Regions from separate parts of the Mus musculus genome. Here regions 1, 2, 3 and 4 are each linked to region 5. The links are chromatin loops, found by intact Hi-C in ENCODE. Cell type or tissue: left cerebral cortex. All regions are shown on one strand. Links, peaks and the distances in the headings refer to the core of each region. The heading gives the core; the rest is flanking DNA. Region 1 has its middle 9.2 kb from the start of Gm30657. Region 2 overlaps Med13l (mediator complex subunit 13-like). Region 3 has its middle 21 kb from the start of Gm46921. Region 4 overlaps Med13l (mediator complex subunit 13-like). Region 5 has its middle 29 kb from the start of Gm46942.

Region 1 (6,245 bases), core at 415-5,414, 91 kb after region 5:
GTTCTGTCAAGTCCTGGCCTCAGGTTTATGGGCCAGAATCACTGCTGGGCACAGTTGCATATGCAGGTTATCCACACACTTGAGAGGTGGAGGCAGGAGGATCAAGACTTCAAGGCCATCCTCAGCTATAGAGTGACTTTGAGGCCAGCCTCGGCTTTAAGAAACCCCATCACTGATAAAAGAAAAAAGGTGAGTAGTTGGGGAGGGCAGGATAGCACATGCCCTTAATCCCAGCACTTTTGGGAGGCAGAACCTCTGAGTTCAAGGCTAGCCTGGTCTACATAACATGATTCAGGCCAGTCAAGATTACATAGTGAGATCCTACCTCAAAATAAGCAAACAGAAAAAAGAAAAGGGGCCTGGAGAGGTGGCTCAGGGGTTAAGAGCCCTGGATGCCCTTGCAGAAGACCCGTGTTTTCTCCCAGCTCACAGCCATTTGTACCTCTAGGGTGTCTGATACTTTTCTTCTGAGAACAGGCATACATGAAGCACATTTATATGCCTTCAGGCAAAACACTTGTGCACACAAAATAAAAACAAATAAATCTTCTTTTCTTTCTTTTTAAATAAAGATGAGGAACAAGAAAGAGAAAGAGGAGGAGGAGGAAGAGGAGGAGGAGGAGAGGGGGAGAAGGAGGGGGAAGAGAAGGAGGAGGGGAGGAGGAAGAGGGGGCAGAGAAAGAGAAGGAGGAGGAGGAGGAAGGAGGAGGAGAAAGAAGGGGAGGAGTAGGAAGAGGAGGAGGAGGAGGAGGAGGAGAAGGAGAAGGAGAAGAAGAAGAGGAGGAGGAGGAGGAGGAGGAGGAGGAGGATGAGGAGGAGGAAGAAGAAGAAGAAGAAGAAGAAGAAGAAGAAGAAGAAGAAGAAGAAGAAGAAGAAGAAGAAGAAGACTGGGAATGAAATGCCAAGTGCCAGTTAGTCAGCTTTCTGTTGCTATGTAAACAAACAAACAAAAACACCAAATTAGTTGTCTTGTGAATAGAAAAGGTTGGAGTTAAGGGTTCTAATCTACACACACTATGAGAGTAGGCAGTGGGGAAGAAACTGCTTGCCTATGACAGGGAGCAGAAGAGGGGAGCAAAGGCCTGGAGTACCATGATCCTGACTTGAAGACCTCCCATGGGGTTCCACTATCTCCTAATAACACCAACCTTTAAGACATGGTCCTTTCAGGGCCTTAAAAGAACAAAACAACAACAACAACAAAAACCAAAACAGGTCCTGGGGCTGGAGAGATGGCTCAGGAGATCACTGGCTGTTCTTTCAGAGGACCCAAGTCCAATTTCCAGCAGCCATGTGACAGCTCACAACTGTCTGTAACTTCAGTTCCAAGGAATCAGAGAATCTCACTCAAATACACACACATGCAGGCAAAACACCAATGCACATACATTCTTCATCTTCATCATCATCATCATCATCATCATCATCATCATCATCATCATAATAATAACAGTCCCAGAGCTGAGCTTAACCAACGTGGCTCACAGGAAGCTAGCACCAAGCTAAGGGTAAAGGGTCATTATTGTGACCTGAAGTGCTGGCTTTCCCTCCCTCTCCCCCTCTCCCTCCTCCTCCCCTCCCCCTTCCCCTCCCCCTCCCCTCCCTCTTTCTTTCTCTCTTTCTCTCTTTCTCTCTTCCTCTCTCTCTCTCTCTCTCTCTCTCTTTCTTTCTTTCTCCCTCTCTCTCTTTCTCCCTTTCTCTCTTTCTTTCTTTCTTTCTTTCTTTCTTTCTTTCTTTCTTTCTTTCTTTCTTTCTTTCTTTCTTTCAGCTTTCTGCCAGGCAGTGGTGGTGCATGCCTTTAATCCTAGCACTTGGGAGGCAGAGGCAGGTGGAATTCTGAGTTCAAGGCCAGCCTGGTCTATAAAGTGAGTTCCAGGATAGCCAGGGCTATACAGAGAAACCCTGTCTCTAAAAACCAAAAACCAAAAACCAAAACAAAACAAAACAAAAAAACAAACAAACAAAAAAAAAAAAACCAAACAAACCAACACCAAAACCTTTCTATTGATCCTCCGTATATTTCACATCATGCACCCTCATCCCACTCATGCCCCCCTCTCCTCATACCTGCCCTCTACCCTTGCAACCTCTCCTCTAGCAGAGGGGCAAGAAAAATCTAACACTGGTTTTCTTGTTCAAGCATTTCAACTTCACAGTCACCTGTGTTCCCATAGGAGTATGCATATCCCCAGCTGGGCTCTAGGAAAGCCCCACCAGGCCCTGGCTTCACCAGACCCTGCAAGAGCCAAGGAGCGTAGAGGAGCTCTCGCCCCACCTGAGGCAGGCTTGCTCCTCTGGGTCAGCTCCGCAACTGGAGAGGGGACAAAGCCCTTTCTGTATTTTTGTAGGAGACAGAGCTTGCCAAAGAGCTCACCCTCCACAACCCCCACCCTGCCACGAGGCGGGGGGGGGGGGTGACGTCCAGGGGGCCGGTCTAACAAGTGGCAGAAGAATTTATGGGTCCTTCTGCCCTCCCTGCACCCCGTGTTCTTTTCTCTGTTCCAGGCTGGACTCTACCCGTCTCCTTCTCTGCCTTCCCTTCTCCTTGCACCTTCCCTCATGTTAATTATATTAGTTGCCATGGAAACTGTGATGTCATTGGCACGGGAGGGCTCAATGACATCCAAAAGCACAGTTTACAGCGTGGCTTGAAATGTATTCCATGGCTTGCAGCCTTGGCGTGTGTTGGGGGGTGGGAGGGGAGGAGTTACGTGGCGATTATATCTCAGGCACCATCTGGGCATGCCGGTGGGAAGTGTCAGGAAAGGTGGTTGGCTGGAAGGTGGTTACTTGTGGATTTTCCAGAATCCCAGACCCTGCGGGGGTCTCTTTACCCTTGGAGAATAAGCAGGATACCTCGAATGTTATAAAGAGTTCTGACTTGGCTCTGACCAACCCTCTTCGTGGTACCACACCCCACTGCTGCCCCAATTTGGAACATTAAATCGTTCCTGCTCCAAGTGGCACCCCCAACGTGGTTCATGCCAAGCGGCTGTGCATGCCTGCCGTGTGCACACGTGAGCACATGCCTACGGACCTCAGAGCTGAGCTGGTAGGGTGAAGATGTCATGCGCCGCCCGTGGTGGGGCACACGAGGATTAGCACACGTGCGCACGTGTACACACGTGCTCACCCATCTGGACTTCATTAGGGAAGATCCCATGGCCAATCTTCCTCCAGTCCTCCCCAGCATGGTTCACTTTTTCTGTGGGTCAAGGGCAGAATGGAGCTGAGTGGTACTAGGATGCCCAGATATCTTCCTCCGGGCCTGGAAGCTCCCAGGACTGTTCTGTATCCCTGGACCAGAAGCAGAGTGGATGTCCTCAGAGGGAGGTGAGAGCCACAGGCTCGATTGCTCCCCCAGGTTCTTGTGGCTATGTTCTCATTATCTGCCATGCCACTCAGGGCAAGCTGAGAGCTCTGGAAACATGCTCTGCAAAAGACAAGTGCCAACCCCCCCCCGGGGGGGGGGTGTCCCTTGTGAAGTCTGAAGTCTTTTGACTGAGATCAGCACGGTCAGAGGCTTGGAAGGTGGGAGGCAGTTGGGGACAGCAGGTCCTCTGCTCTGTCTTTCAGGGCTTTAGGTCCCCCATGCTCCCAGATCACCAAACTCCCTTTGCTCCAAATGTGATCGTTAAACCATCAGGAGGCCCCGGGCATGCTCACCAGCCAATTTTGGCCGGCCGGCCGTAGGAAAGGATGATGGCCTGACCCTATTGGACTAAACTGAACATGAGCAATGAGAAATGGGGCCCACCAGGCACAATACAGAACTGACTGGGGAGTCCCCAAGGGCTTCTTTCGGCCCATCTACTTCAGCTTCTGGCTCTTCTCATAGGAACTCCCAGCTTCCCTCAAGCCCTACTGTCAAGAGAGGCCATGTTCTCCTCACTACAAAGCCAATTCACCAGAGATGGGATTTCTGAACTACAAAGAGATCAGAAGTCAACCTGTATGTATTCAGTCTCATCCTCCACCGCGTGGCCCTAGGGATTGAACTCAGGTCTCCTTACTCTCCGAACCACCTTGCCAGCCTCTTGGAAGGTTTCTTCTCCTGATATGAGGAGGTGGCCTAGTGGGAAGGAGGATGAGGTGGATTCAGGCAGAGAGGACAGGGGAGAGAGCGAGGGATGTAGGAGCCGAAGACCACAGCTTCCTCGGAATGATGAAGGGCAGCCCCTTGGCTTCGCCACATAGCAGCTCCAGAGATGGTTCTAGGGATCAACCTGGCATACACTATCACGCACCCTGTGCCCAGAAAACCCTGGGACCACACTGCTGTGACACCACCAGCCACAACAACACACATAGTACTGGGAAGCTATGGGGATTGGGGAAATCAAAGTGCCTTGGATGAGGAAGAGCAAAGGTGTTTCCCCCTCCCCACTCCAGGAGGCTGCCCTCCCCCAGGGGACCCTTCAGGCATATCTGGAGATACATTGGGTTGTCACAACAGGGCTACTTTCCTACTAAAAATCTAATGGGCAGGGGTCAGCAACACTGCCAAGCATGGAGCACACAGGGGATGGCTGTTCAGAACAGACTGAGTTGGAGACTGAGATAGCCCAGTTTACCTGAAATGGAAATGTTGGTGTAGAGCCTGACAGTTGGAGGGAGGATTCAGGGGTGGGATCCTTCCCTGCCTTTCTGTGGCAAGGCTTGGTGGCCAGGAAGATCATATCGGTAGAGGGTTTGCAGGCCTTGGGAGATGGTGGCTAGTCGTGACCACCTCCCTGGTGCCTGGGTCACAGGCTCCATGTGTTTCCTGACTGCATGATGTGCATCTGCTACTTAGGAGCCTACCCAGGAAACTCAGACCCCTGGCCATGCAACTCGGAGTCACACAGCCTCTCCTGCACAGACATGCCCTGAGTCTGAAATGTTCCTATGTTTCAGTAACATGAGCCCAGGATGGGAGAGAGAGAGAGAGAGAGAGAGAGAGAGAGAGAGAGAGACCTTAAAGTTAGAAGGATACTGAGGCAGGGCCTTGGAGGGGTTGGGGTTGGGGACACAAAGACAGTAGAGACAGTAGGAGATAAAATGAAAGCTGGAAGGAAATGGAGAGAGATGGAGGGGGAGGAGGAGGAGACAGAATGGGGGGAAAGAACAGAATGTACTGTCCAGTCGTAGGGGGAGGCGAAAGGGAGGGGCAGGGAGTGGGATGGGGGAATTCTCCATGCCAGCATCCCCAGGATGGGGAAGCCCAGCCCTGAAGCTGAAGCCAGCAGATCAAGCATTCTCTCTGGTCCAGGCCTGGCCCTTTTCTCCACATGACTGTTGGTATGCCCAGTTCCCTGGACAACTGCCAACAGGAAATTCCTGGGACAAAGCTTTCCACTCGGAGGTTTTTGTTGTTGTTGTTTTTCTTTTTTACTTTTATTTATTTAAATATTGTTTTTTTTATTTTTTTCCACAAATGAGGAATGAACAAGAGGGAGGCAAAGAAAACAAGAGAAACCAGCTGGTTTATATATTTACACACATTTATACATTCTCACCCTGGTGGGGCTAGGGAAGTTCCGAATCCATTGTGTCTGTTGAGTCCTGTTCTTCCCCTGGAAGGATCTGTGACCTCACACTCCCATGATGTCACAACAGGTTGCCATGGACCTTGCTTTATTATTGTAAACAAAGGGCCTGCTCTTTGGGGCACTGGCCCTGCTTTCCTCGGGAGGAGCTGGGAGCAAGCCCCGGGTGTTGTGTTTTCCTGGGAAGGCTGCTGGTTCAGAAGTCTGAGAAGCTGTGAAAATACTCGTACACACAGTTCCCTCTGTGCACCGTGGCCTCTGGATGAGCCTCGGGCTGGGAACCAGAGCAATGAGGTCAGCACTTCTCCACTGGACCTCCAGCTTAGCCATGAGTCCTCACTGCCAGAAACCAGCTCCCTGCCACCCATCTTTCCCAAGGTTTCCACTCATTCACCCAAAGTGCACTAAGCACCTACTATGTGCTAGGTGCTGCCATGAATGGAAAATGTAGGAGTCAGTACCACCTCCTCCAAATCTCAGCAGGTCACCCACCAGCAAGACTGTGTTTGGTTTCACGGGATCACAGAACGGGGCAGGCCAGCTGAGAATGAGGAGCGCTCGCTCAGCATGAGTGTGGATACCTAACCTACCACATTAAACTAGGTGCGGTGATGCACATCTGTAATCCCAGCACTTTAGACAGGGGTGGAGTAGGATGGTAGGTTTAAGGTCATCCCTGGGCTACATCATGAGTTCGAGATCAGCCTGGACTATTTG
Region 2 (6,245 bases), core at 618-5,617, 320 kb after region 5:
GAGCAGAGGGAAATGTGGGCCACCGAGTCTACACTCTCAGCAGGTCAGACTGTGCTGTCCTCGGTGTGTGACTCTGGGTTAGGCATCAGGAAGATAGTGCCAGGCCTTCTTTAGAAGTAGCCCAGACTGTTAGTGTGGCCCATCTGAGTGGAACATGGAGCCCTTGTGGCAGTGGGCCACCAAAATCATCAGTCAGGCGCTTAGAACCCGAGAGAGTGGGCAAAGAAACCCCTGTGTTGTGTGGGCTCTGCTGCCCTATGCAGTCACCTGGCTTCTATTAACTTGTGCAGCATTGGCTGAGCAATTGGGATTTGAAAGGAGGTATATGTGTGTGGTCTCTGAAAGCCAACCAATAACCTGCTTTTATAGAGATAAAAGTTACTCTTTATTTTCTTGTTTGAAAATAGTCTTTGTATAGGCACATAGTTTAGTATTTGTAACTTTTACAAACCATTTGTGACCAACCCTCAAGATAGACTATAAACCAAAGAGTGTACTGGTTTGTTATTGGGCTGTCTGCCCTGTGGTTTGTTTTCATCTTCTTTCCCCTGCCCCCCAGCCCTTTCCCCTGTGTGTAATGATGTTTATAAATCTAATGCAAGCCACAAAGTCACTTAATACACAGTTTGGTTGAAGTGTTTTAGAGGAAATGTGTCCCAGAGAATCATGCCGGTGAATCTGTCCCAAGGAGTAGGTGTAAGTCCATTAGCATCAGCAGCTCTGAGGACATACTGAACACCTAAGTGGGTTGACTTAGAGCATTGCTTCTGTGTTGCGTCACAGTTTCCAGTTGGTGACTACAGTGGCCCTGGACTGTGACCCACCCACACCTGTCCACAGAGATGCCCAGGAAAGCAGCAGGCCCGCGTCCCCTGCTCTGCTGATCGGTTCCTTTCACTTAGCCTTGTGACCAGCAGACAGTTGCAGAGTCTGTTCGTGCGTTGTGTTCCCAAAGGGAAGCACGGTGGCTTTATTTTCAGTGTGCATTGATGTGGCTGAGTAACACTTGCCTTACTCACTCTGACACCCAGCGGGGAGGAACGCAGCATCCATTAAATCTGTCTTTAGTCTTTCTCCAAAAACCAAACCAAGCCGGGTGTGGTGGCACACGCCTTTAATCCCAGCACTTGGGAGGCAGAGGCAGGCGGATTTCTGAGTTCGAGGCCAGCCTGGTCTACAAAGTGAGTTCCAGGACAGCCAGGGCTATACAGAGAAACCCTGTCTCAAAAAAAAAACCAAAAAAAAAGAAAAAAACCAAAAAAAAAAAAAAAAAAAAAAAAAAACCCAAACCAACCCCAAATGAACTTTCTCCAGGCTTGGACAGCGTCCTAAGCTCTACAGTTAGCTTCACAGAACCAAGTATGGTGATGCATGCCTATAATCAGCTAGCACTCTGGAGGTAGAGGTAGGATTAAGAAGCGTCATCTTCAGTAGTGTACGGAATTTGAGACCAGCCTGGGTATGTGAGGACCCTCCCACCCCCAAACAAGCAAGCAAAGAAGCACACCCCAAGCCCTTCTCCAACCTTTTTTTGCAAGATTCTCTTTGAAGTGTGTTCTGTTGCACAGTCTGAGAAAGCAGACACTCAAGTGTATGGCCCCAGAGCCAGCTGTCCCTTGATGTACTCAGGAGATGCTTTCTCTGCCATCCTCTAGGGAGCTTGTGGTAATTGTAACCTAGTGGGGCTGTGGGCGTTAGAGAGGTCCTGTATGCTGAGAATGTCACCACTGTCACCTCTTGTTAAGTGCTTACTCTACCAGCCGCAAACAGGACAGAGGACAGACTAAGTGTGGGCAAGCCGTAGTTAGTGGTTTGGTATTAGCCACTTATGTCCAGAGTTTAGCCATTAGTGCTGATCTTAGACTTATCTGGCCAAGAACAGACCTGTTCATTCTAAAGTAGAGTTCTGAAGTAGTCGGAACCCACTGGCAAAGCCTGCCACCAAATGAGCTAATATGTTAGCAGGCAGGGAAAGGCCCATTTGTATGTGTGAAGAATAAACAGTTTGGATGTTCATACTTCCAATAAAGACACAGTAAAGAGAGGTTTTACTTAAAAATCAAAACAAAACAAACAAACAAACAACCCAGAATATTCCAGCATGTGATGAACAAGATGACAGACTTGATTTAAATAATCATTGCTTTAAAAGTGTCATTTTGTTTTTTATGTACACGGATATATGAATTGTGCAAGCTTGACCTTAAAAAACAAGTGGCAATAATAGTAGGAGGTTTTGGTTGTTTTCCCTTTGAAGTAGGGTCTCGCTCTGAAGCTCAGGTACCTTGAACATCTGTAGCCACATGTCTGGCCAGCCCCAAGCAGCTACAGCCCTATTTCTAGATGTACTTGTTTGATAAGAGGGAACATTTGCTCAGAAGTGTTTGAGTGCCACTGTTTACCAGGCCCTGGGGATGAAGCCAAGCGAAAATCTGAACCTGATTTGTGGATTTTAAGCTCTAGTAGGGGAGTTTGATAAAGAAGTCAGCCACGGGCATAAAGTATGTCGTATGCTAGAGGGTGGTGTGGAGAGCCAAGCACAGGGGTGTGACTGCCATTCTGAACTTTCCAGACCTTCTACTTTCAGGAGAGTCCCCTGCAAGGTAGACACACAATTCTCAGTGTGCTTCAGGATGAGAGGACGACAGCCATAGAGCTACTCTGTCTAACTTCGAGAGAACAGAAGAGGGGTGGGCTGGGTGTCAGGAGACAGTTCAGTGAGCTGTGCTGAGCTGCAAGTGATGGGCGGGCTCCAAGTGGAGGAATTGGGAGACCTTAGCCACCATACCGAGCCCGACCGATCGACCAACCGACCGACTGGCCAGGCTGCTAGTGAAGCAGGCCAGCAGGCAGGATGATGCTGGTGAGTGCATGTGGCCCGCAAAGCTGTGTGTCTAGGATGCTGAGAAGCAGGCATGGTCTTCCATCGTGAAGGTGAAGCTGGCTGCTTAGATGGAGAGTGAGATGGTACAGAAAATTGCCACACTCACTGGCACTGGTCAATCGGGTTGTTCTGTTCTGTTTTCCTTTTTATAGAAATAATGTGGAAAACCTGGTTACTAAGGGATAACTTTATTTATATATTTTCCGTATTAGACCATTCATATTTTTTACATGTAAAGCTCTTTGTGTATCCTGTTTATATAGGTCAGATTTCTACAAGTGAAGAAGGAGGCACATAATACAGTGTGCTGCCGCCACCTAATGTTTGCTGCTTGCCTGCATTCCTTTCATGTGTGTGATCACAGCTGGCCTCCAGCCTCCATAATGGTTTGAATACAGAATGGTAGCAAATTAATTGGGGTTTATTTAATTGCCCTCATATTAGGCTCCTGTATGGATACTTAGCATGTTAATTGAATTGTATAGAAATAAGGTTGTGAGTTGAAGATTAATTTTATTGACATCTTGATCTCTATTAAATTCAATTCAATGGATATGTATTTGTTTTGATCAGCCCTATTGTCTGTCTGTTCTCATGGTTATTATGTTCGGATGGGTAGAGGACACATTTAAAACAACACAGTAAACAAACAGGAAAACAATTAGCAGACAAGGGAAGCAAACAGGACAGCAGGCATTGCTCTTCTGTAAACGGAGCTGTGGTAGAGTAGCAGAGCAGTGTGTGAGGTGACGGGATTGCACTGTGACAACTGTGCCACGGCAGCTACTGCTCCTGCTGGACAGCAAGGAATCACAGGCACGTCTGACTGCCCCAGTGTGGGAAGACAGTTGCTCTGAGGGTTTGTTCTGGACTGCTTCTTGTGATCATCCGTTTTCTGCATTCCTTTTACCAGCAGGTGAGAACTGAGTAGGTTGGTTTGCCGTTCACCTCAAGACATGCCCTTATCCAGGAAGCTCCTCTAATTAATATTGCCAAGAGTGGCATTTCAGAGGGACAAAGCAGTTTGGGTTCTACCTGCTGTAGTGTCACATTCCTGCCAGTGACAGTGTCACTCTAGCTGGAGTACTAAAAGTCACCTGTATCAGAAATAGCAATGCCAGCCCCATGCCAAAAGAAGGGCTTAGATATTTCTCAGATGCTCGCTTCCTTGAGTAATGTTCTGGGCATTGGGCATGCAGCTTTGAAACAAAGCGGGGAAACTCTGGTTTGCAGTGAGCTCTCATCTAAGCTGGACGGTGAGCCAGCCTGTGGTCAGTGCTCCAGGACAAATCAAGGAAGGAAATGAGAGAGCAGCATGTTTGGAAACAGGCAGCTTTGCTTGTGGTATGCAAGATTTCCTGTTGAGGCATACTTCATTTCCAATCGAATTGTAAAGTATTGTTTTGCCAGGCGTGGTGTACGTACTCCCAGCATTCTGGAGGCAGAGGCAGAGGAGCTCAGTGAGTTTGAGGTCAAGCTAGTTTGGTTTACATTGTGAGCTCCAGGACTACATAGAGAGACCCAGTCTCAAAAGCAAAAGACAAAACCATCAATAAAACACTCAAAAATGTATGTACATTAACCATAGCTATCCTCTCTGCCAGCGAGAGCTGCCAGGGTTAAGATGTCTGTTCAGCAGATGGCAGAGCATGCCCACCCGGCTTTCTACTCTTTCCCGGTACCGCATGAAATAAACAAATGACCGCCATGTTTCCTGTTCTGAAGGAGAGTGATATCAGTTGAGAAATATTTTTCAAAATAATACTTCATGATAACTTTACACACATTATTGAGTCTGGTTTTAATATTTCCTTTTCCCTTTAAATCCGAAAGAAGCATCCTAGATCAGAGATTTGGTTCATGTCAAAACCTCTCCGTCCTGGTTCAGAGTTGGTTTAGTAAACAGGGTAGAACAGGTACTGCTCCCCAGTGCTCCACCGTCGTCGCGCGGGTCACAGTCTGGCAGATGATTTCTGAGGATTTACAGCTTAGCAAGTCATACTTCACATTAAGTGAGCTTCCCCAGAGCTAACTTGGTGTCCACACACAGTGTTTGTAGGAAGTCAGTGGCTCTGCTCACCACCCACTGCACTGAGCCATAAATCCCCAGAAGTGGATGCAAGCAGTTTCCAGCTCTGTCTGCTTCTCCTGGACCAGAGCTTGGGGTGGGAACCCAGGGACCACCCAGAAGATTCTTGGGTCCTCCTGTTCCTAGCAGACTTCACCACCCACTGTCTGCTGTGCGCTGACTGCATCAGCTCCCAAGAAGCAGTGTTTCCGCGTCTAGGCTGTAAGGAAGCTAGAGAGTTGCAGTGTTTGAGAACGTTTGCTTGGTGCATCAGTCAGACTGCTCTGTCTTTGAACACATACAGAATTTAAATAATAGTCTGTTTGCATTCCTGCTACCTTCAGAGTTTGGTATCCAGCATTCTTCAAGTTTTTACTATTTAAAGGTCAGTTTTTATGTGCACAAGAAAGCCTCTGTGAGTTGTCCACAGCTGAAGTCCCCTGACCCCAGTGAAGGCAGAGTAGCCCTACTGAGTGCGGGCTTGTCACTTCATCTCCAGTGCACTTAGTAGTATGATTAGGGGTTACCAATAGATCCTCAAGTCCTTCCCCTTGGGATTTTACTGCAATTTGGGTTCCTGAGAATCTTTTCTTGGCTTTCGTAGACTCAGTTTCTGATTGGAACATTCAAAGGCTTATAATTCCGTTAACATCAGGTCCTCAAACGGATCAGTTCATGATTCTAGAGCATCTGATAACCTATGGCCCTGATGGCCATACAATTTACTGCCTTAATTTCCTTATCATAAAGTGAAGATTCTTTGTGTCTCCCTCCTAAGGAAATGGGTTTTGTTGCTGCATAGAAGTGACCAATCCTCAGCGATGCTGCTGCCGTTGTATCCCTGGCTTTGCTGCCTTTCACGTGACACAGGCTGCGCAGGGTGTGGAAGAGTGTTAACAACATCTGGAGTTGAGATTCTCCTATTCAGACTATTATTTAAATTCCGTATGTGTTCAAAGGGGTTTGGGCTTAATGGCTTAAGCTCTCCTTGATGAGTCTGGAAGGAGAGCACTGTTCTCTAACACAGTTGCTTGAAGGCAGCTCTCCGTTATGTTTACTGACATTCCCCTTGGTTGTCTTCTGACTTCAAGCGATTGTCATACCTTGCCTACCTGGGCTGAACTTTGCTCAGGAAGTAAAATGTTCATGAAAATGTACTGTGCTCTGTGATGACGTAAGAACCCCAGTTACATTCACTATTACTTAAAAACATCTTCCTGTGCTCAGACTTTAGAGACTTAACCGCCACTAATTTGGAGTTAATGCCTTATGTTTATAGCTGTTATGTAATTA
Region 3 (6,245 bases), core at 645-5,644, 180 kb after region 5:
TTTTTAAAAAAAAATCTGAAAATTTAATTTTGTTATTTTATGATCTTGCCTGTAAAATATGTGTGGGTATACAATCTCCAAATACTCTCTCTGCTAAAAGTGGGAGGTTTCTCTCTCCGCCTCCACCCCCCCCCCCCCCGACTTTTTTTTTCTTTCTTTAAACAAGTGTAATCCTCTGGATATTGTAAGATGTTTTAGTCATTAGAGACATTTAAGAAAAAAAAAAAATCTCAAGTGAAAGTCGCTTTTATTCCCCCCCCCCAAAGGGATACTTGCTCTAGAAAATGCTGCATTTAAAAGAAAAAAAAAAAAAAAGACGCCTTATGAACAACCGGCCCACTAAGTGTTGCTGGGTTTGTGGGGGAGTGGAGCAGAGTGAGCCAGAGGATGGGGCTATGCAAGGATTGGGGGTCGGGGAGGGGGGATGGCAGAATTTGACTTACTCATCAGCCAAACGTAATTCTTAGTTTTTCCTACTCACTCGCTCAATCAACAAACATTCTGTGGCTCCGCCTTATATACAGGGATACACTGGGCAGACAACCGGTCAGCAGCAATGTGTTTTTAAAAACAAAACAGCCTCTAATGCAACCCAGGCTAGCCCTGAACTCATTATGTAGCCAAGCCTGTCCTTGAACTCCTGATCCTCTTGCCTCCACCTCCCAAGTGCTAGGCTTGCATCACGCCCATTTTTATTCAGTGCTGGGAGTAGAACCCAGAGTCCCCTGCATGCTAAATAAGTGCTCTGCTCACTGAGTGACAGCCCCAACCCTGGCTATAGATACCTCCATGGCCTCCTAAATCCTTAACCCTGTAACTCCTCTGGGAGTAGGCATTCTAATGCTCTAGGGCAGGAACTCTCAACAGGGTGTGAGGCTGCACCCCAGGGGATTTGGACAAGGCCTGGAGACATTTTGTGGGTGTTGCAACTGAGGGACCTGGGCTGCTCTAATCACAGAAACTTGGATAACATCACTTTCACAGAACAATCTGCCACCAAGTGAACTGGGCAACCCCAAGGTCTAAAGGTTCAGTAAATAGCCTTGTCCCCCACCCCAAGGCCTCCCCACTGAGGCTTCTTTAGAGGCAGCAGTGTCCCCAGGAAAGCTGAAAAGACAGTGACTCAATTTTTCTCTTTTCCCTGCTGGGCTTTCTCCTTCTGTACAACTCCAATGGAGAGAGTGCAGCCATTGCTATGGGACTTACCCATTGGTATCTGCAGCATCTATGAGGTGGTTAGAAATAGAGCCCCAGGCTCCATCCCAGACCTGCTGAATCTGAACCTGAAATTTTGAACATGAGCCCCACAGGACCCATGCATGCATTATGCAGTGTGAGAAAGTGCCTGTCTCACCTGATAGGAAACAGAAGTTTTAAGTGACAACTTTGATAAATGCTGACATGGAATCCAGTCCCCCTGGGGTGGGGTGGGGTGGGGGTGGGGGTCAGGGAAGGCTTCCATGAAACATCAGCCTGGAAACTGAGCTCTTAGTGAGTCACAGGAAGTAGCACAGAAGAAGGTTTCTCCAGAGGGAACAGAATAAACAAAGGCTCAGAGGCAGGCTAGAGGTGGTAACCCAGGAGGTAAACTGCTCACAGGGCAAGCATAAGGACCAGAGTTCAATACTCAGCAACCACATAAAAAGCCAGGAGTGGTGGGTACCCTTGTAACCATGGTACTCGGGAGGTGGAATCAGGGAGATTCCTGGGGCTCACCAGCTGCACAGTCTGGCTTTTTAGGCAAGTTCAAAGCCAGTGAGAGATCTGATCTCCAAACAAGATAGATGGCACCTGAGGAATGGCAGGGGAAGTACACACACACACACACACACACACACACACACACCACACAATATACACACATAAATATACACACAGACACACACAGATACATACATACAGAGAGACATACACATGCATATACATGCACATACACATACACAGATATATATATACAGTATACACATGCATACACTGTATACAGAGACACTTACACAAAGACACACAGATATACACACAATATACACACAGAAATACATACAGAAAGACACATACACAGAGATATATACACAGTACACACATGCACACACTGAACACATAGAGACACACATACACAGATATACACACAATATACATATACACAGATATACACACAGAGACACACATGCAGAGGGAGAAATACATAAAGATACACATGCGCATACATAAACAGACACATACACAGACACACATAGAAATACACAGTACACACATAGAGACACACATATATACAGAGACACACACAATAGACACACACAAATAAATACACCTAGAAAGAGACACACACCGAGAGACATATACCAACCAAAATATACACACATGGATACACACACACACATTCAATCTTTAGCAGGAGGGACCCCTTCTCTGCTGGAGAACTCATAGAAGATTTCCCCTGACCCCTGTGAGGGAGAAATAACTGGAGGTGAGAAGCCCCCACCCCCAGGATGGGGCTCTGGTGCCAGCTGGATTGTTCTGCTGGAATGTTCCTGCTAGAGTTGACCCTTTAGCCCTCTTCTGAGGTAAGCTGGTAGGGGAGACCACAGGGAAGCAGGTCTAGAAGGCAAGATGGCTTTCTTAGCAATTTAACTCTGTGAGATCCAAGCAGGTCAGCAAACTGGTCTGACTGACAGTGGTCACCACTCCAGGAATGGTAATTATCCCAGGTGACCCTAGGGAGCCATGCCAGTAGGGACAGTCCATAACCCCACCCCCACTACCTTTAAGTTCAGGCTACACAGAGTCACTTGTGTCAATATATTGTTGTACAAATTTGGTAGTTTATGACATGTCCTGGCACCGTTGAGACCCAATTATGAGAAGCCAGAGTGGAACTGGGAACCCAAAGTTGGAAAAGCTGTTAGCTTCTGGCAACGGATCTCCTCCAACTTCGCTGTTCCTGGCCTCAAAACACTTAACAACAAAAATCCATTTTTAATGAGAATTCTTTCTCTTTTTTTTTCCTTTTATTTTAAACCAGCGACTTCACACTTTGGGCCAGCAGACTCCAGCCTCCCTTACAAGCAAGAATTGACTCTAAACTGATTATGGGGGGCGCGCGGGGGGGGGGGGCGTGTCCGGTGGGCTGCCCGGTCAGAGTGGCTGAGGCAGTGATTGACTGGGCATTAAGTCATTTGGTTCCCACTGTCCTTCAGTACAAGCCTGGCCAGCCGGGCCAAGTAAAAACTCATGAGAGTCATTTTTATCACACAGGCAACGACTGCCTGGCTGTCTGAGTTTCCGTCTCCCCAACAGATTACGAATCTTACAAACCATCTATTATCCACTCGGCAACTGGCAAACGTGAACTTGGCCAACACCGAGGCAGAACGCTGACAGAACGCTGAGATCCAAGTCAGAAGAAGTGGGAGAAAGAGAGAAAATTTCAGAGACGAGCCAGACAATTTCTCAACCTGTAAAAACATGTTGTATTTACCAGGTCTGGTACGGAAGCCAAACTTGGGGCTCGGTGTTTGTCTTGGGCCCTGGGCCTGGGTTCTGTCTGATGCTCCCAGAACACTACGCCCCTCCTCCCTCTCCTCACATCTGATGATTGGCGTATTGTTTAGAGACGAAGAGGGACGATCTCGCGCTCCGGAGGAAGCTGGCAAGAAAGTTCGATTCTATAAAAAGAAGCGCGCGGTCAGGGTTCGGTTTCCTATTCTGACTCAAGGCAAAGAGACTCAGAAATTCCAACCCAGAGGGTCAGGATGGGCTCCAGAGCCTGTTCCCTCGCCTCCTGCCTCCTCCCTGTTCTCGCAACTGGCCAGCTGGGATTACACAACTCACACTAATTTTATTCCGCACGCGGCTGTTTCTCATTAGGAACCGGGATTTTTTTTTTTTTTTTAAACCTCTCGGTGCCGTGTCACTCGCGCCGGATCCAGGTGAGTAATTCCACTTCAGAACAGGAGCATTCTATTCGCACCGCAGGCGGGACTCTGAGAGACGTGCGTTTGACGCGTCGTCCAGGCAGAGACCTCCATGTTTTTGCTCGCGGTGCCAAGAGCCAATTTTCTCCTCTGAATTCCTAACTCACCAGTCTCATGGGTTCTATTCCTATTCCACTGGGGAGGAGGGAGGCGAGAACACTTGAGTCAACCCGGAGAATGTTTTTTGGATACCCAGTACCTGACAACGGCTTCCGAAGGGGTCTGTCTTCTCTCCCCTCGCTCCCCCTGCCCCCTTTTAAAAGCTGAATTCGCCAGATGTTCTGAGAGTATCTAAAACCTGGCTTTCCTGTCTTCCACATGCATTATGGTGTTGGATCCAAATCACAGCACGTCCTCAGTGGTTCTGGAGAACTAAATGAATACAGAGACGAACCTTTCTCTTAAGTGTCTGAAACCATCAGACCTAGGTGTTCGCATCCCGGTCCTTGGGATGCCTCTGGACCAAACTCACATTTGTAAACAGTAATGTGGCTTCCTAACATTAGCCTCACGCACCCTCCTTGTATATTCTTGGCTGTGTACCAGAGGAGGCAGAGCAGCTGCATCTCCCTAAACTCTCTGGGTAGAGTGAAGTGCAAGGGATGGCTCACTTGTGACTTTACTGAACCTGAAATTCGGCTGGGGGCAGGGCTCAATGTATATAGAGCACTGTAGTGTATAGTGTTATGTGCAGAGTCCTGGCTTTGATCCCTAACACCACTAAAAGAAAAACAAACAAACAAACAAACAAAAAACAAAACAAAACAAAAAAACAAAGGAAGGGCTTCAGCCACATCTGGAGAGAGCTGGGTAGGCAGTTGCCCTCTTGTCTTTGGGACTCCAGGCACCCCTGTGCCTAAGGAAGGTAGAACTCCCCCCATCCCGCCAAAGCTCCCTCTGGCTGGTACCCTGCTTTGCATAGAACAAGCCTGAGCACACCATGCCACCTTGCTAGGCCCTCGCCAGAATCCAAGAATGGCGCATTAACCAGATGGAATGCAACATGCATGTAAAGAAATAAGAGCCGTGCCAGGAAAGTTGGCAGGCTTTCTGGAATGCTTTAAACAGTGTGTGTGTGGGTAGAAAGAGTGAGCCCCGAGTCGGCCAGGCGGTCTCCTTTTCTGAGAGCTGTTTCCTTTACAGCCATAGCCTGTTTAACCAGTCAAAATAAATACGGTGTTAAAGGCCCCCCTTCTACTGGCTCCTGGTACCGAGCGGTTTGTCAAGGCGTTTGAAATATGACCTGGGCTCATTGGGGGGGGGGGGGGGCGTGGACTTTTAACTGAGTGGAAGAGACATGCCCCTTCTATGGGGAGGGGGAGGTTAGTGAAAGGGTCATTGAGGCAATGTTCTGAGCAAAGACACCCAGGAAGAAGGAACCACCACAAGGTCCTCACTGCTGGCTTGGAAATCAGTACTTCTAGGTGGCTTCATGCAAGCTCAGGCTGACTTTTAAGGCTTTCTGTCGCCAACAGCTTCGGGAGGAACAATGAGACAGATTTGCACAGCAGTTGGTTGTTTCTGAAGGCACCTAAGGGGAGAAAGAGAGAGAGGAGAGAGAGAGAGAGATATGATCCAGGCCTTTGCTTTATTATTATTAATGTGCGCCGTCATCATACGTGTTTGCGTGTGTGTGCACTAGTGTGTGTGTGTATGTGGATAACACAGGGTAATACTCTGTAGATATATATGTAAGGCTATGTAGTAACAGGGTTACATAGGATCTCACTATGTAAATCTGGCTGGCCTGGGTCCATCTGCCTCTCTCTGCCTCCTGAGTGCTGGAATCTGGGATCAAAGGCACGCACTAGCATTCAGTTCTGCCATAGTTTTGGAAACTGCCTCTCTCCTCACTGAACCAGGAGCTCTCTGATGGATGACCAGGAAGTCTCAGAGATCATTCTGTCTGGCCTTCTCAGTGCTGGGATTACAGCAATGCCCAGCTTTCTTTCCGTGGATGCTGGGGATTGAACTTGGGTCCTTTTGCTTGTGGGGCAAGTGCTATATCTGCGGAGCCACCTAATCACCCTCTGGGCCTTTGCTTTATCGAGAAAAAGTCAGTTCTAAAAAGCCACAGCCACAGTTCAACCCACGCTGGGCATTTAGCTTCTCAGATCCCCATAAACAGCCCTAACCACTCGCAGCAACTTGCCACGATGGGCAGCCAGGAAGGGGGGACTGGACAGAATCTTAAGCAACTCTGCATTCCAGGGATGGCAGATGGTCTCAGAAGCATTCCGCTAACTCCCATGTGGGATGGGAGTGGAGGTGGGG
Region 4 (6,245 bases), core at 689-5,688, 410 kb after region 5:
TGGCCCTTACCCTCCAAGTAGGTGCAGGAGCCTGAACCGACACGGTCACCATTGAGAGTTAAAACTTAAGACGTTGGAGCTTCCGAGAAGGCAGGCAGCTGCTCAGAGACAGAACCCATTCTCGTTTGATGTCATTCTGCTTTGTGTTTACACTCAGTTTCGAGGGCCGGAGGTTCTGTCGGAGGTCACTTTCCCAGTGGGTCACAAGCAACACACTTAACTTCAGAGAAGTTACAGAAAACTCTTCTTCTTTCAGCATTCTAATTGACTTACAGATAATGAGTGTTTGTCAGGACTTGTCATGCAGTTTAAGGTTTCTTATTGAGGCCGCTAATGCACACGGGGGCGCGGGGGCCGGGGGGGGGGGTGGTCAGTAGTGTAGTCTTTACCTGAAGGAAACAGACCCGCAGTGAGAGGAAAGTCAGGGTGGCCCTGCAGACCCTGAGGGAGACACAGGCCGTTGCACATCACCCTGTGGTTCCTGTTCATTCTCTTCAGCTGTTATTGAGAACAAATTGAGGGGAAAACCGCTGTGTCACAGGACGAGTCAGAACGTTTTATGACTCCGTAAATATAGTCTGACTGGCTCAGATGTAGAAGTGGGACGTGCAGAGATTGGATCGTGACAGTGTAAGTGGATCCACAGCTTCTTACTCAAGCATGCCATGGGAGGAAACGGATAGTGATAGCCAGCCAGTCACTGTAGGGGTTTTTAATTAACATGAAAGAAACATGGACTTACAGGGCTGGTCAGATGAGGACTTACACGTGTACTAATAAGACAGTCCTTTCTGTTTCTTCATGAGTGCATACAGCAGGAGACATCACAGTATATGAAGACATAGCCACGGCTGGCCACTCACTGTAGCCATCCTGCAGGGTGGTCCTTAGACTGTGCACTAGTCTTTCATTTTTATTTAAAAGGCGATTGCTTTAGAGTGGACTCAGCATCTGATGCTTAAAAGTACAGGCTGCAGTAATGAGTTAAAATAAGCACTGAGGTAAAGAGCCAGCACCATCCAAGGCAAGACCTAAGTGAATTTGTAATGGGAGGGGAGAGGAGGGCCAGAGCCAGACACAGACACATACACACACAGAGACACACACCGACACAGACAGGCACAGGCACAGACTCAGACAGACACACAGATGCAGACGTAGACACAGACACAGTGCTGAGCCAGTGCTCCCTCCTCAACTGTAGCAGTGCAAGCAGCACACCCTGTTTCGTCTCTGCTCTGCCTTCCTGACTGTGGTGAGCTATGAATATAACATCTGCCAGGGCACCGCCCAACGGAATCCAAGACACTGCAAACTGGGGCAACACTTGTACATCTACTTAGGACACCCCATGGAAGGAGTTTTGTTAATGAATGCATCACATGTCATTTCTAATGTAGCCAAGGACAAGAAGTCATAGAGCACTTCCGGGGCGCTCTAGAGTTGTGTGTGTTGTGTGTACAGCTTGTGTCAGTTTGTTCCAGTTCTGTTGTGTTCTGAATTCCCAGTAGCCACTTGTAGCTAGTGCATACAGGTAAAAGGAAAAGATTCCATATTACTAATTTGTGTATGTAACAATGAAGGATCAATACAGTGAGCAGACCATTTGCCTATGAATTTCTTTAAAATTATATCTTTTCTTTTTCTAAGAATGAATCTTAAGGGAAAACAAAACAAAACAAAATGTTAGTTGGACCATTCGGAGTGTTTAATTCTGTGCTTGGGCTTCTGCTCTATCCTCTGAGGCAGGAGGATCCTGAGAAAGAAGCCAGTGGTTTGAGGTGGGCGGAGAGCGGGAAAAGGCCGAGAGGAAGGAGTAGCAGGGCTCAGCCCTTGAGTCCTGCATGGAGTTGCCCATGTCCTTTTCTAGGAGCAGCAAAGTGCTGGCCAGGCTCCATGGCTGCCTGGCATCTGAATCCAGACTCGCTGTTTTCTCCCCGTGCACAGTTGCCCGGGCCTGCTCTTAGAGCGTGTGTCTGAGCACTGTTCTCATGGCATTGCACTCCTAGTTGAGAGGTGGGCACCATGTGCTGCCAGGTGCTCACCTGAGCCCTGCCTTCTCTGTAAGTGTGCAGGGTGAGGCTATTTACTACAGTGTGGGTGGCGTTGACAGTAGGCCTCCCTTAGCAGTATTTGATGGTAAGAATGTGGAGAGCACTTTAAAGTGAGCCTGTGGCAACGGAAATTCTATCTTGTCTTTGTGGAAGTGAGCAGGGTGCCGGAGGCTTTGAAAACACGAGGCTGTAACTTTTTATAGCATTAGTGAGACAAGTGGCCTCAGCAGAAATAAACTTACCATGATTCTTACAGGAAATTTAAAACAAAGCTATTTATTTATGTGTCTTAACTTTTAATATGATTTTATTTTTATTATTTTTAATTGTGTGAGTGTATGAGAGAGAGAGAGAGAGAGAATGGATGTGGGTGTGTGGGTGTGTCTGTGTACTTGCTCACAGTACAGGTACCCTTGGAAGCCTTGGATCCCTTGAAGTTGGAGTACAGACAGTTGTGAGCTGCCATACATGTGGGTGCTGGAAACTGAACCTGGGTCCTCCACAAGAGCAGCCAGTGCTCTTAACTGCTGAGGCATCTCTCCAGCTTTTGTAATTTTTTTGTTGTTTGGAAAGGTCTCACTGTGTAGCCCTGACTGCCCTGGAACTTGCTGTGTAGATTAGAATGGCCTTGAACTCAGAGATCTGCCAACTTCTGCCTCCTGAGACTGCAGAGTTGCTGGGATTAAAGGCTTTGCCACCATTAAGTTAGTCCATTCTGGAAACACACACGTCGTTTCACTGTTCCCTGTTGAATTTTTCTTTCCAGCCCTTCCTGTCCACTCTGCCCTCATCTCCCCAGATAGAGACTCCTTCTCTAAAGCCTTGATTTGGTTTGCCATAGTTTGAAGCACACTGTTCTGACTCTCAGAATTCTGCTTTAATTCCATGTTAACAGAGTAGAGCTGCTGCTCTTGAGCTTGGGGAAATGTTAGAGGTATAGTGCACATTTCTCCAGTCAGCCTGTACCCTACAGTAATCTTACCCTGTGTTTGAAATAAAATACATTGATTTGATTGGAGACCTTTCTCTTGCTTTAGAGTCAATAATTTGTGTATAGAGTTTCCAATAGTTACCTTGCCTGGCCTTCTTAGTTGCAGGCATTTTCAAGTTGTAAATCCTACTACTAGCCAGCAATCAGAGGCAAAGGCTCTGAAAGGTCGCTCACCCCTGCCTGTGACCCCCGTTCCAGGTGTCCATTTGCTCCCTCCCTGTAGTGAGCTCTTGGAAGCTTTCTTGTCCTGGTGGAAAGCAAGCAAGCCTGTTATATATCTAAGGGAGACTTGCTGCTAGTTGGTGGATGAGGCACTGAGGAAGGATCTTTCCCAGCCACAGCTGAGCTCTGCCTGGAGGATGTGGACCCTGGAGAGTATGCAGCCAGAGGCAGCAGCCAGGTCACAATCTGCATAATCAAGTTCATTGTTTCATATTAATTCCTGCTTAAGGGCTAGGTGCTTAGTTAAATGTTGGGGCTTTAAGAAAGGCATTAGCTATGGAAATGGGGAGGACATCAAAAGTAATAATAACAATCATAAACTCCTAGTTCCAAACACAGGGCACCACCTAGTGGCCATGCTCTGTAACCTCCACTTGCATTGTATTAGGCACAGCCTGCTTTGAGACTCAGCCTCTCACCAGTTCATGAACTGTTTGTTATTGGATATACCGACTCTGTGAGGACAGGGTTCTCTAAGCCCTCCTCCTTCCTTGCTGGGAACAGAAGGCAGGAATGTGCACCAACTTGCTAGACTCTGACTGTAAACTGTTTTCTGGCCACTGTGTACCCTGTCCTGTTGACAGCACCTGTAGAGTCTAGAGAGACAGCATGAAGTCATTCCCCAGACAGCAGGACTATGACTCAGTCACACCAACCCCAGCCTTGCTCTAAATCAATTCTGTTTTCTCTACTCTTTCATAAACATTTGCAGATGAAGATAGACTTTGATAATATATAATGTAGTTGGATTGCTTTCACTTTCTTCTTGACTCTTTCTGGATCAGTTACTGGAAGAAAGTGACATGCTCTGCAGACTCTGCTCACTGCATTAGCATTACACCATGCCATACAGCCCTTGAGAGGGGGAGGCTCGGGAGTGTGGCCGCCTGAGGGTGACCTGTGTCTTGACATTCTGTTAGCCTTGTGTGGACACTGCTGTGCCTGGCTGCTTGTCTCAGCTTTGAGGAATCTTGCTGTTAAGATGCACTTTTAATTTTGTTTTTAGCAGTTGCAGACTTGCAAAGGATGTTCCCCACCCCTCCGTCATTGGAACAGCACCCTGCATTTTCTCCTGTGATGAACTATAAAGATGGAGTAAGTTCAGAGACAGTGACTGCACTGGGCATGATGGAGAGTCCCGTGGTCAGCATGGTCCCCACACACCTCACGGAGTTTAGGATGGAAGTGGAAGATGGCTTAGGAAGCCCCAAGCCAGAGGAGATAAAGGTAATAACCAGTTTGGGCTTCCCCAGGGCTGGGGTGCTTTTCAGTGGGCCACACACACGAGTGCATAAGGACCATTGAAACTGGAGCTTGTCAGTAGAAGTCACTCCATCAACAGCTTTGGCATCAGATTTTTCTTTTTACTTATTAGAGAGAACTATTGAATTACAGTCGGTTCTGTGCCTGGGTTTTATGAAGCACCGAGCCACCGTGGCTGGCTCTAGTTTGCCAGCATTAAGCCAACCCCATTTCATTGTCACAGGACTTTTCCTATGTGCACAAAGTGCCGCAGTTCCAGCCTTTCGTGGGATCCTCCATGTTTGCTCCACTGAAGACGCTGCCGAGCCATTGCCTGCTGCCTCTGAAGACACCTGACGCCTGTCTGTTCCGGCCCTCATGGGCGGTCCCTCCTAAGATGGAACAGCTGCCCATGCCCCCTGCAGCCTCTTCTATTAGAGACGGCTACAAGTATGTGTGGGACTCTACCTACCCCTTACCATATGTGATAGCACCTCACTGTTTTCTCAGACTCGTCCCGGGGCCACAGTGGCTCAGTCTCTGAGACCACTTGCTCGCTTAGTTTCCTTTTGACCATGTTGTCTTGTGCGGGTCTGTGTGTTTATTTTTAAATGTTTCTTCTGTGTGTGTGTGTGTGTGTGTGTGTGTGTGTGTGTGTGTATGTATGTGTGTGTGTTTGTGCGCACTTGCATGTTTGTATACAAATTAAGATTAGAGAGCTGTGTGTGATTCTAAGCTGGTGTTTGCCATAGAATCTACACTTGATTGAAGTTGTTGATGTTTGTGGGTAGTGGGAGGAGCTTTGATTTGTAAGGTAATGGTTTCAGTGTGGGACTTTACAATTAGGTAAAGCAGTAACAGGTTGAGGTGTGGTTGGGGAAAGTAAAGGTAGACATGGCTGGTAACTTGGTTGTCTCGACCTGCCGGAGAAACAGTATTTATACCAGCAGTGCAGACTCCGCTTTCTTTGAAAGAAAGAACCTCTTATTCAGATAATTTGCGAATGCAAATGTGCATCTGAGCCACATGCATGTGTGGATGGATAAGCAAGCAAGTGCAGGTTGCAGGTGTTTTGCTCGGTTTCACTGCAGGGACTGTGGAGATGAGTGGGCTCCAGCACATGCCCCTTCTTAGGGACAGTTGTCAGGCAGGGAGATTGAATATGTATATTGTCTTATTTTAAAATGTTAACCACTAATTCAAAGATAAGCCTTAGGAACAAGTAAAACAAATTTCTGGTTCAGGACTCATTTTTGTCACATGTCTGTGACAGACGCCAGTGATTTACATAGTCAGTGTCAGAATGAGGAACTGGGTAGAAAAAAATGACAGGAGGACCCTGGATTTGGGAGCTAGCACCACCATGCCGTGTGACAGCTCTGCCTTATAAAATGGCTACTTGGGCTTGAAGGGTGCTGCACCTGGGTCTCCCACGCCTTACAGTGGGCTCCCTCTCCCCAGAGCTTTGGGAAAGCTCCAGCAGCCAGTGGCAGCAGACCACGGTGGGGAGGGGAGAGGACTGTGCCGCTGCCCTGCAAGTGGTTGGCCTGGCTGCTGCCAAGCTCCATTTGGGCTCTAGCTGTGCAGCCTCAGCCCCAGACTCTCTGGACAGGCTCTGGTAGTCGTCATGCTCTGAGCTGTCACTATACCCATCACTCACTCCTGCCCTGTGCCCTCTGCAGCAGAGGTTAGGCTGGCATTGCTACAGAGCCTGTGCTTACAGGAAGGTACCTTTT
Region 5 (6,245 bases), core at 844-5,843:
GGAAATTCCAGAGATTTCCAAGAAAAACCGATTCCAGTCCTTGGCAACAGAGCTCGGTCCCGGCTGCCCCCGCCCCGCCCCTCTGCCGCCTTCCCTAAGTGTTCCGTCCAATTTTCTCTTGAGTACATGAGAAGAAGCCGCAATGATGTCCCCGGGGACCTTACTTATAGGAAACCTCGCCGCGGGAGGATTTATGAAGCGTCTGTAAAATATGTGTGTAGGAACTCTGGACGTTTTGATCGCTACCAAGGAGAAAAAATGGACAGTTTCGTACGAGTTGGATTCGTGAGCCATTTTTATGGGTTTTTAAAATTAATTAATCTCTTCCTCCTTTGTTAGAAATTCTTGGCACAGACATAAGCCGCCCCCACCCCCCCGAAAGGAGACATTGCCCAGGGGCTGTATGTCTAAACTGTCAGGATTTCAACCCCCAAATCTCCGGAGGCGAAGCCAGGTTTTCACAGGCCTCCGATCCGGTGGGGAGAAGCTTGTCAGCGCTGGGGAGATGGGGTGGATTATTAGTGGTGGTACCGCCCCTGCCTCTAACAGCCTTTGTGCCACTGGCTAGAGCCAGGGGTCCCTGGGGCTGGGTCCATGCTCAGCCATTTCCAGACTGGGAAAGAGCCAGGTGTGTGTGTGTGTGTCTGTGTGTGTGTGTGTGTGTGTGTGTCTCACCTCTGGGCACCCAAGACAAGGGTAGGGGCAGTTTACTTCGGATTTTTTTAAATTCTTGGGGGTCACTGTTCTACACTCCAATTTTGCCGCCACAGACAAGGGGTTTCCCAGATGTAGGAGGGAAAGGGCTGTGCGCATCCTAACTCATCTCTGTTCTCCTCTACCTCACCTTCGTTAGCTATAATTAAAAACAAACCCTTGAGAATTCTCCTCTACAAAAAAGGTAGACGTCACAAAGTGGGAGCAAACTTGCTCCCATCTTCTCCCCACCCAGCGGACACTTGGCAAGTAGCCAGAGGTGTCGCAGGCTTGTCACAATTTTTAGGGAAAGGCTCACAGTGGTATCTAGTCCATACAAACCCAGGGTGCTGCTCAACAATGCCCAAGACAGTTGCCTTCCAACAAGGATGGTCTAGCCTGAATGGTACTGAATGCCTGACCACTGTAGTTAAAACAACAAAAAGAAACATGGATGAAGGAACATAGCAAATGTACTCAATAAAACGTTAGCATAGCAGTGATTTCTAGATTCAAGCACTGGCGGCTCCTGCTTGGGCCACCTGGAAGGATTCTAAGGCTCTAAAGCAGCTCAGAGAGACAGTGCGGTGATTGATTAGTAATGTCTGCTGTGGCCCCATAGCAGAGAAAGGGGCAGCCCTGGTTCCTTGTATTTTTCTGACCCTGGCTAGGCAAGGGAAACATCTGCCTCTGCTCTGACATTCTGCAATTCTAAGGTGGGGCTTCTGCAAAGTCGGTCTTCAAAGTTCCGCAGTCAGCATTATTTACAGAATATTTAAACAGAGCAGGATCCTGCAGGCTTGTGTGGTTGGGGTGGGGTGGGCGAGCTGAGAGCCAGGAAGACAGAGACTCTTCTGTACAGGGTAAGATGGAGAGATGCTGAGAGCGAATAGTTGTGCCTCTAACCTGCACCCTCCCCAAAAATTCTCTCATCTTGGATGGGGCTAGAATTTTTATCTTTAGAATAACTCCATCCGATTAAAACACTGTATTCAGCTGCACAAATATTACCACAAAGAGGCTAGCATGCGACCCAGCCCTGGTTTGGTAATCTGTTATCCTGTCTATCAGAGAACAAGACCCAAGTGGCACGGAATGAGGTGAAAGACGGATTATTTTTAAGAGCAGATAAAGGGGGAGGGGGAGATAGAAGAGAGGACACTAGCCAGAATACCTGTGTGGCATAATTCTAAAAGGGTGACATTCTCAACGGTTATCCTACTCCAGGACCTTGGGAGTTGAAACCTGAAGATCCCATGATCCAAGAAAGCATGTGATCTAGGACCAACAGATGTACTGGGTCACCCTAAATTGCCCTGTGGCCCTCGTTAAGCTCTACCCCTCGAGCTGCTGTCTGGATTCTTTTTCTGGGTAGGCTCCTCCTTTGATTACCAGTCCTCTGTGGCTCCCCAGGACTCCCAGGACCAAGACAAACTCCTCCCCACAGTTTCTGAGTTGGGCCTAGAGCAGTGTCCTGATACCATTTGGCCCTCTTCTCTCCTGTAATGACCCCTTCCTCAATAACTTGACCTCCTCTTTGCACTCTCTTATGTCCCCCGCATTAGCTCGGGGACCTATGTCATGGATGCGCTCGGAACTTTCACTGGGAGCAAAGAGTTTAACTGCTTCAGCCTTTGCGTTGTCAGATGTCCCTGGTACTGATGCTGGTGTGGGCTATGATTCCTAGTTTGTGTCAAGAGGAATCCAGCTTGTCTCAGGTAGTCCTCAGTTCCTCTGGAGCATGACAGCAAAGCAATCAGGAACATGGAGATACCCTAAATGAAGAAAAATATTTCCTCCCTTCCTCTCTCCTGCCCTTCCATCTTCCTTTCTTTTATTCTTTAAAAAAAAAAATCCCTAAACAGTTTCATATAAATCACTGGATAGATTCCTGTTACGTTTCTAAGAAGCAGGTCGAATGGACAGACGCTGTGCCCATCGGACAGATAGATAAACCGAGGTGCCAGTCAGAGCTCCTCCACAAGGAGTAAAACAAAGTATCTGGGTGAGGCAGAGAAGGCCCAGTTGGTGACTGAATTCTCACTAACCCACTCCTGGATGTGAACTTGCTCCTTCACTGGCCCCTCCTCAAACCATTTGCTAATTGCTCTTTCCCCTTCAGGAAGAATGACAAGCACAGATTGTCTCTAAGCCCCGCGGTTCAACCTCTTGAGATCTAGTGACTATTACTGCCTCTTTACACACCGTGGGAAACTGAGGCTTGGGGGGGGGGGAAGACAATTTGCCCGAGGTTTGGGGAGCGGGAGGGGCGGGGGGGGGGGGGAGCTGATGTCAGGCTGCAGGCCCAGAACTCTTGTGGCTTCTATTCTTTGTATCTTCCTTCTTTGAGACCAGACTGACATCAAGCTATGTAAAGTTGAACTTCTGATCCTCCTGCCTCTACCTCCCAGTGCTAGGAAGATAGGTATGTTTCCGCTATGCCCTGTTTATATGACATTCGGGAATCGAACCCAGGACTTCATGCATGTTGGGTAAGTGCTCTATCAGCTGACGTACATCTCCAGACACTTGGGGCTCCTGTTCATTCTGTGGCGATAAATATATCACTTCCACGAGGTCTAGACTGGGCAAGTGGACATGCAGAAAGAGCGTGTACTGCCCGCCAGGCCCACGCGCGACCTTCCATCCCACCTGCCTTAGGGGCTACTGTGGAATCCGAAAGAAATGGAGGCCGCGGAGTCACGTGGTTAGCTGATGCTGGTGTGGCTGCCTGCGGGGAAACCAAGCCCGGGCTTTGCCTGGTGATACCATCTGGTTTGTCTTTTCTGCACGTGGGAGCCCTGCTGTCCCTGAGGATGAATAATGGGGACAGGGAGTCTCAGGTCACCTAGCCACAGAGCACTTCTCCAGCGACTTGGCTCATGATCTTAACCACAAATCCGGGGGCCAGGATGAGGGGGACTATCGTCCCATCCATCTGAGAGGTGGGGAGAGGGACCCAGGGCCCCGGAATCCCACTGGAGACGCTACTGTCATCACAGGATGGGCAGCAGGTGGCGCCACGGCCCTGGTTTAACAAGGACAGTGGGCTGGAGGAAAAGGGGAGGGGGGGGGAATCCAGTATGAGAAGCTAGTGGAAAACAAGGACTTAAATGAACAATTTGTTCCAAAACATTTGCCTTGTAACGGGGTCATCTATAAACTCTGGGGTTTCCTGTTTGCAGTGGAGCAGGCTGGCCGGCGGGTGGTCTCCGTATTCCCTGCAGCCAGGGAGACTCTTTTGAAGGCTGGCTCAAGAGCTCAGGTCCTCTTCTCCACCCTCTGGGCCAGACTGGCTCTGAAATTTCCCAGCTTTTGTGCCCTTAAGTGAGATCCGGTGGCGGAAGCCGCCGGCGGCAGCAGCAGCAGCAGCGGCGGCGGTGGCGGCAGCGATCCGTCCTGCGATCCACTTTCCAGAACGTTAGGTTCCAAACACTGGGAGGAGGGCGGGCTGAACTCCGAAGTCATTTCCAGAGGAGAGGCGGACTCTGATCTCTGCCTACCCTCTGCCGTCGGCCTTGTGCCAAGGCAATAAAACGAGGGAAAACAATAAAATAAAAGAGGTGAAGGTGGCCGTCTGAGGGAGCTGCTGCGGTCACTGTGGCTGCGGAGGGAGATGCTTGGTCTCAAGCCCAGGCCTGGTTATTTGGGGCACAGAGGTGACATGACTTTCCGCTATTGGAATCACTTCATCATAGGCTCCGGGGCAGCCAGACAGGGTGGGGGCTAGGGGTGGGGGCTGTAAATCAAGTTGTCGTTGAGCCATGTGACCTGCGATGGGCATTTAATGTCTGTGAATGTCAGTTTCCTGTGTAGATAACTGGTGAACGGTAAACCCTGCCACGCCAGGAGTGATGCTCACAGATTACTTATAGCAGGGTCTTGGGTACCTCCGGAGGAGGTAAGCAAGTCTATCTTCTGTTGTTGAGAGCCAACAGGTTGTCCACATAGGCCACCACAGGGCTGGAAGCATTGAAGGGAAGGTAACTTACACAAAAACACCTTTGCTCATCTAATACAGGCATATATGACAGTGTCCTGCAAGATGACAGAGTAGAAAGTCCCTGTTACCTAGAGACAGTGGCTTAGTGTCTGTTGTACACACTGGTGAAGAAGCCCAGAGCTTCTGCTAGACAGCGAAGTGCTTAGTGCCCATTTGACCTTGACAAAGTGCCAATTTATGCATTCATGCATTTAAATTATTATTTTGAAGGGTTTTGTTGTTTTTCGTTTTTGTTTTTTGTTTCCTTTTGAGAAAACTATGTAGCCCTGTCTGGTCTGGCACTCAGAGATCCTCCTGCCTCCGCCTCTAAACTGCAGTGCTGAGATTAAAGGTGTGCGACACCACGGTTAGTTTTTGTTTGTCTGTTTGCTTGCCTGCTTGGTTCCTCTTTGGGAACAGATGTATACCACCCATCCCGGTGCCAACAACAAATCCCGGGCTCCTTCCATGCTAGGCACCTGAGCTGCAGTGCTCTGCCTCTATAAGCAAACATGGACTGTAGGGTTACCATGCCTTATGCCAGCAGTGGCTGGATATACATGCAGGGTAGCTTGGCTGGGCCTAGTGGCAGACACTTGTAATCCTAGCACATGGGAAGCTGAGGAAGAGGATGGTGAGTTCAAGGCCAGCTTGGTCTACATAATAAGATACTAGCTTAAAAAAAAGTCATGGCAGTGTGTGTGTGTGTGTGTGTGTGTGTGTGTGTGTGTGTGTGATATCTCAGAGATTAAGAGCACTCTCTAGTCTTCCAGAGGACCCGAATTCAGATCCCACACCCACATGACACCTTACAACAATATACGGCTTCAATTTTAGGGAACTGTCACCCTCTTCTGCCCTCTGTGGGCACTGCACACATGTGCACACACCATACATGCAGGCAAACACGAAAATAAGTCTAAAGTAAAGGCCAGCTTGGTGACTCAGAGCACCAAGATTTGTGGAAACACACCTTTACCTCATGTGGATATGTGTCTGTTGCCCACCAGCCTTACAAATATAGAGAATCATGTTTTCTCACCAGGAGAGCCAAGCCAGAAGTTTAGTTGGCACCACATAAAGAAGGAAGCAGCTATAAATTGGGCTCCTAGCTGGGATAGAGGTTGTAGGGACTGTAGGGGCCACAACTCAGCTGCATGACCTCAGTTTCCAGGCCTCAGTTTCCTCATTTGCCCAAGAGCAGTATGTGGTGGACACAAGGAACTACTGATTCAAAGGTCTGTGTCTTAGGGAGTGTTTTACTGTTGTGAACAGACACCATGACCAAGGCAAGTCTTATAAGGACAACATTTAATTGGGGCTGGCTTACAGGTTCAGAGGTTCAGTCCATTATCATCAAGGCAGGGGCATGGTAGCATCCACGCAGGCATGGTGCAGGAGGAGCTAAGAGTTCTACATCTTTGTCTGAAGGTTGCTAGGAGAAGACTGGCTTCTAGGCAGGAAGGATGAGGATCTTAAAGCCCATGCCCTCTATGACACACCTACTCCAACAAGGCCAAACCCACTCCAACAAGGCCACGCCTCCTCCAACAGGGCACACCCACTTCAC

What was found. Hi-C counts contacts between places; a loop is a spot of excess contacts. Peaks named below come from ENCODE experiments on the same cell type or tissue, not always from the same donor. Only the 100,000 strongest peaks of a DNase experiment are listed, where the experiment ranks them.
Region 1: a loop joins it to region 5, with 3 times the contacts of the local background. A loop is called at or near these places in 11 of 42 quality-filtered maps.
Region 2: it touches region 5 in a loop (2.9-fold over the local background); 13 of 42 quality-filtered maps call a loop at or near these places.
Region 3: it touches region 5 in a loop (2.2-fold over the local background); 3 of 42 quality-filtered maps call a loop at or near these places.
Region 4: a loop joins it to region 5, with 7 times the contacts of the local background. A loop is called at or near these places in 16 of 42 quality-filtered maps.

The regions. Positions count from the first base shown.
Region 1 is chr5:118,419,689-118,425,933 of GRCm38, forward strand. No RefSeq gene overlaps it. Among named protein-coding and RNA genes, the nearest start is that of Gm30657, 9.2 kb to the left of the region's middle. In left cerebral cortex, for the core only: no CTCF peak of the experiment used is centred there; DNase peaks (open chromatin) are centred at 2,666 and 5,238; H3K4me3 peaks cover 429 bases; H3K27ac peaks cover 2,372 bases.
Region 2 is chr5:118,651,995-118,658,239 of GRCm38, forward strand. All of the region lies in intron 2 of Med13l (mediator complex subunit 13-like), which reads left to right. Among named protein-coding and RNA genes, the nearest start is that of Med13l, 94 kb to the left of the region's middle. In left cerebral cortex, for the core only: a CTCF peak has its summit at 3,211; DNase peaks (open chromatin) are centred at 957, 3,195 and 5,014.
Region 3 is chr5:118,510,498-118,516,742 of GRCm38, forward strand. No RefSeq gene overlaps it. Among named protein-coding and RNA genes, the nearest start is that of Gm46921, 21 kb to the left of the region's middle. In left cerebral cortex, for the core only: no CTCF peak of the experiment used is centred there; DNase peaks (open chromatin) are centred at 2,876, 3,400, 3,603, 4,044 and 3 more places; H3K4me3 peaks cover 1,044 bases; H3K27ac peaks cover 2,185 bases.
Region 4 is chr5:118,734,042-118,740,286 of GRCm38, forward strand. It overlaps Med13l (mediator complex subunit 13-like), which reads left to right. Exons shown (of 31, transcript NM_172424.4): 14 at 1-17; 15 at 4,274-4,494; 16 at 4,754-4,959. Among named protein-coding and RNA genes, the nearest start is that of Gm42015, 110 kb to the right of the region's middle. In left cerebral cortex, for the core only: a CTCF peak has its summit at 3,613 (motif pointing left); DNase peaks (open chromatin) are centred at 1,156, 1,942, 3,634 and 3,862.
Region 5 is chr5:118,328,033-118,334,277 of GRCm38, forward strand. No RefSeq gene overlaps it. Among named protein-coding and RNA genes, the nearest start is that of Gm46942, 29 kb to the right of the region's middle. In left cerebral cortex, for the core only: CTCF peaks have their summits at 3,702 (motif pointing right), 3,906 and 5,564 (motif pointing left); DNase peaks (open chromatin) are centred at 3,474, 3,684 and 4,057; H3K4me3 peaks cover 1,027 bases; H3K27ac peaks cover 1,622 bases.